Linked DNA regions of Homo sapiens: region 1 is linked to region 2. The links are chromatin loops, found by intact Hi-C in ENCODE. Cell type or tissue: dorsolateral prefrontal cortex. All regions are shown on one strand.

What was found. Peaks named below come from ENCODE experiments on the same cell type or tissue, not always from the same donor. Only the 100,000 strongest peaks of a DNase experiment are listed, where the experiment ranks them.
Region 1: it touches region 2 in a loop (6-fold over the local background); 41 of 110 quality-filtered maps call a loop at or near these places.

The regions. Positions count from the first base shown.
Region 1 is chr7:111,854,358-111,856,857 of GRCh38, forward strand. All of the region lies in intron 23 of DOCK4 (dedicator of cytokinesis 4), which reads right to left. Among named protein-coding and RNA genes, the nearest start is that of DOCK4-AS1, 47 kb to the left of the region's middle. In dorsolateral prefrontal cortex, CTCF peaks have their summits at 1,068 (motif pointing left), 1,284 and 1,690 (motif pointing left); DNase peaks (open chromatin) are centred at 1,034 and 1,714; H3K27ac peaks cover 2,079 bases.
Region 2 is chr7:111,740,386-111,742,885 of GRCh38, forward strand. DOCK4 (dedicator of cytokinesis 4) reads right to left here. Exons shown (of 53, transcript NM_001363540.2): 45 at 1,628-1,747; 46 at 1,155-1,276; 47 at 709-829. Among named protein-coding and RNA genes, the nearest start is that of DOCK4-AS1, 67 kb to the right of the region's middle. RefSeq lists an enhancer at 2,494-2,500. In dorsolateral prefrontal cortex, CTCF peaks have their summits at 1,539 (motif pointing right) and 1,741; a DNase peak (open chromatin) is centred at 1,606; H3K27ac peaks cover 1,523 bases.

The DNA.
Region 1 (2,500 bases), 110 kb after region 2:
TGCAGCCCCCTGCCTGCTCAATCGATCACGACCCTCTCACACGGACCCCCTTAGAGTTGTAACCCTCAAGAGGGACAGGAATTGCTCACTCGGGGAGCTCAGTTTTTGAGACGTGGGTCTTGCCGATGCTCCCAGCCGAATAAAGCCCTTCCTTCTTTAACTCGGTGTCTGAGGAGTTCTGTCTGTGGCTCATCTTGCTACATTAGTAGAGACAGGGTTCCACCATGTTGGCCAGGCTAGTCTCAAACTCCTGACCTCAGGTGATCCACCTGCCTTGGCCTCCCAAAGTGCTGGGATTACAGGCGTGAGCGACCGCACCCAGCTATTCAGTAGCTTTTGCTACTGTATCCCGATCCCTAACCCATGATTCAGTCAGTACCTAGTGTTCATGAAACATCTATTAAGCACCTACTTTGCACCAGGCACTATTAGGGAAGCTAAAGATATCATTGTGATCAAGGCAAATAAAGTCCCTGGCCTCTGGGGTTTCCCTTCTGGGGTGGAGGAGGGAAACAGACGTTAATCAATGAAATACCCAATTCTCTATTTCATTATAATTGTGCTAGGTGATTCAAGAAGCAAAACACAGTGTACTATAAAAGTGATAATTGAGTGGGTGGGGCACCAAAATTTCTTGAGAAAATGAGAGACTAAACCATGAAGGATAAATGGGAATTAACTCTGTTGGGCAGGAGCTGAAGAAAGTGGATTCCAAACAGAGAAAAGTAGCAAGGAGATGAGATGAGGCAGGTGGACGGGGCCACATCACAGGGCATGGAAGATCAATTCTGGAGAGTGCCCCCCAATAAAACAGAACTGGGATGTGAGTAGGAGCTGGGAGTGACATCATCTGGTATGTTTCTGAAGGTAACTTTGGCTAATAGATGGGTGGTGAAAGGAAATACAGGAAACAAGGAGAGAAAAGACAGAGGCAGCTCAGAGCAAGTGCAGCTGGACTAGAGAGGAGGCAGTGGGGGTGTGGAGAAGCTACAGAGGCACGTGAGGTTTCTTGGCCACAGACAGAGACAAAGGGCAAAAGGGAGAAGGAATGACTCTGAGGCTTCTAGGTGGATGGTGCTGCCACCTACTGAGCCAGGAAAGACTAAGCTCAGAGAGAAAAAAGTTGAGATTTTCATTTTAGACATGCTGAGTTTAAGGAGCCTGTGAGATATCCACCAGAGATGTTAAGAGCACAGTTGGATACTCAAGTTTGGAGCTCCGAGGAGAGATCTGGCCTAGAAATATAAATGTGAGAGTTAGGTCAGCACATGGATGGCACTAACTGAGGCTAAGCAGGTGGAATGAGCCCCAAGATTTGCTCAGATTTCCCTGCTACATGGCACCCTGGAAACTTGCCCCATCACATACGCTGCTGTACTTTATCATATTATAATTATTTGTTCGACATCTACTTTTGTGCTTTACTGTAAACAGACAGAGAGCAGGGACTCTATTGGTTCAATTTGTTATAGTATTTCCATCCTAATATATTTCTAATATAATACTGTGGAGTCTGTCCATAATAAATATTTGTTGAATGAATGGACTCCATCATGAGTTCTACTGGATATTACAGGCTACTCAAATAGAGCCTGGCATTTCTGTCTTCAGGTTTAAACACAGCTTAAACAGGAAGAGTGAGGAGGCCCGTTATCAGTCTGGTTTACAATGACTCCATCTGCTGGTGCTTGCTCTGAGCACGGGGAGACAGCAATTCCCACTACCTTGCAAGCCACGGCAGCTGCCTGTGACACACATGCTCCCCATCCCTCTGAAAATCTGTGCAAATGTGGATGAGTGACGTGTAAGAAATGAAATGATACAGGTGTCACCCTTTCCCCAGTAATGTGCTTGTTATACTGTCAATCCGCATTGAGAAGTTCAGAAACATAGTAAGAGAACTAAGTTGAAAGGGAGTCTTGTGACTCCCAAAATATGTGAGTTTACATTTGTTTTCAAAACCCACAGTTAAAACCTAGGGGCAACTATGATTTCAGTGAGGTATATTTTTCATCTTAAGTTCTATGTGCAGGGTGAGGTGTTACCTAAAACTATTAATTTTATCTTTGCCCTGTCTAGAGACAGATGTAGAAACTGTTTTTCAAAGATACATCTTTCTAGGTTCTTGGTTAAGAACATCCACTTAAACATGGTTATAGCTGTTTAGCCTTTAACAACAACAACAAAAACAGAAAACCCAAAATCATTATGTGGGCAAATCTTTCATAAAATCCAAGAAAAGAGCCTGAAAAACTGTGGAAACTGTTAAACTTTCAGCAAGTGCTTTCAGAGCTCCCTGATGGTGAACACCTGGAAAGGGCTTCACCCTAGAGTTTTTTCCCTTTGGAAAAGCCTGGGGAGAGGGAACCAGAGGGGAATACGGGTAAGCGGGAAGAGGAGGGGTGAGATAAAGGGATTGAGACTGAAGGAACAAAACACTAATGATTTTTAGCCAAAGGCTTTCTTGAGGTCCCAGGTAGTTTTTGAAAATATACTTTTA
Region 2 (2,500 bases):
CCACTGCACCTAGCCAAATCATGTCTTCTTAAAGAAAAAAAAAGCCATTTTGGAATGCTAAGAGGGGCCGGGCGCAGTAGCTCATGCCTGTAATCCCAGCACTTTGGGAGGCCAAATTGGGCAGATCACTTGAGGTCAGGAGTTCGAGACCAACCTGGCCAACATAGTGAAACCCCGTCTCTACTAAAAATACAAAAATTAGTCGGGCGTGGTGGTACACACCTGTAATCCCAGCTACTCACGAGGCTGAGGCACGAAAACTGCCTGAGCCCGGGAGGCGGAGGTTGCAGTGAGCCAAGATCGCACCACTGCACTCCAGACTGGGAGACAGAGTGAGACTCGCTAAAAAAAAAAAAAAAAAAAAAAAAAAAAAAAGGCAAGCTAAGAGGCAGCTAGTGAGTGGCAACACACTCTGAGAGTCCTGGACTGCAGAAGGAACTTGGGGCAGGTCTCAGAGCTGAACCTTGTGCAGCGTGCCTAGGCTTTTCCATCGCTTGCTGATGTCGTCTTAAAGCGATGGGGCAGTTTTAAGAGAAACGTCTTTGTAGACTCTAGAGACCCATAAAGCAAGAAGAGTGTTTAAAGGTTTGTCCTTAAGCCAAGTTCTTGCTTGTTGGTCTGTTCATCAGCACAGCAGAATGAACAGAAACACTCATGATTGAGACAGAAAAGGAATAAACACAACCAGACAAAAAGCTAATTAAGTACCTGCATGTTAAAGACTTCATCAGAGCTTTCTGATTGCCCTGTAATATTGCTTACTTCAGCAGAAGCTTGTGAGGACAGTGAGGAGGAAGAATATCGGTTGACAGCTGGGTAACTTAACGGGCTGTTTCAGGGGGAAAAAAAAGGTCATTAACTCAGTCTCCAAATTGTACTTTATCATGTGCTAGAATGCTATGAAACCAAAGGGGGGAAAATACATTCCGTTTTGTTTTCTCCTGTTTGCCTCAATATAATCAAATGTTTGAGTTTATTTATTTCTCATGCTGTTGCTGTTTTACTGGTGGCAGAGGTCTGCAGCTGCCTCGCGGGTTAGTTATTTCATTAAGAAATAGCGTATTTGACAAATTGTGCCATAAAGAATGAGAGAACCATTCCAGATCAGCTTGCGGGTGAGGCCAAATTGTAAGATAATTTGGAATATGACTTACCTGCGTCTAGGAATTACCCTGGTACCATCTGGGCTCACAGAAGCAGGTGCTGAGTTTCTACACACACGAGGGCTTCCATTAGGAAAATGGACAGGACTGGCTTGCATACAAGCAGAGAACTCCTAAAGATGTAGTAAAGGAAATATCTCATTACAGTAATGATTTGGGCAAAATAACTTATGAGACAGGTTAGCATACTAGGCACACATCCTAATTGCCATCAAGTCTTCACATAGGGAGCTATTAAAGCAAGTTCCAGTATTATTTGGCTTTCCCTCACTTACATTTGTGTTTTCCCAAAAGGAAAGCCTCGCAAATAGCAGACAAGGCAATTGTATTTGAGGGCTCCCTGGTAAAACAGTGCAGTTTGGTAGAAAAACCACAAGATGTCACTATTGGATACATCATCATCCCTTTAACAAGCAAACGGCAGTGATCAGGCTGCCCCGCCATGGACACCTAAGTATACATACCTGTATCCCTAAGCTCGACTTCATCACAAAGAATTGGTCAACCAGCTTTTTGTGAAGGGGTCTCATATCTTGAGGTACAAACTTCTCATGCACGGCCAAACCAAATTCCAGAATCTGTGCCTTAATTCACAACATAAGGAAAAAACCTCACATCAATGACTACCTCTCACTAAGTGCCTGCTATGGGCCGAGCACTTTACTACGCATTTCGCTTGCATTATTGCTAATCCTCTGCCTCTGACAAGGTAGGAACAGCTGTCACTTTACAGGTGAAGAAAAACTGAGGATCTGAAAAATCCTGCATGGATAAAAGACAAATGGGGATTAGAACTTGGTTCTGATTTCAGACTTAATTTTCCTACTCCCCCAGGCTTCTTTCCCATGTATTTTAGATCTATAATTATAATGCCTCGTAACAGTTATGTGTCCTTTTGGCCCCTTCCTTCTCTCCCCAGGGTGGAGAAGGAATAGGGGCATGTGCTGCTCACTGTTAAGAGGGCCGGCAATTCTCCCTTAAAGATCTCTTCTTTGCATGGCACCCTCTCCCCCCACATTTCCCTCTCCCACTAGGTTCCTCTGTGCTCATCCATCCCTCCCACAGACTTTCAGAATCTGCCAGGGAGGATGGAAAAAACAAAACAAAAAGGAATTCTATGACAGTTTCCATGCTTCTTGTTTTTGTTTAAAAAGATTATTCCTGGCCAGGCGCGGTGGCTCACGCCTGTAATCCCAGCACTTTGGGAGGCCAAGGCGGGTTGATCACAAGGTCAGGAGTTCAAGACCAGCCTGGACAACACAGTGAAACGCTGTCTCTACTAAAAATACAAAAATTAGCCAGGTGTGGTGGCACGTGCCTGTAGTTCCAACTACTCG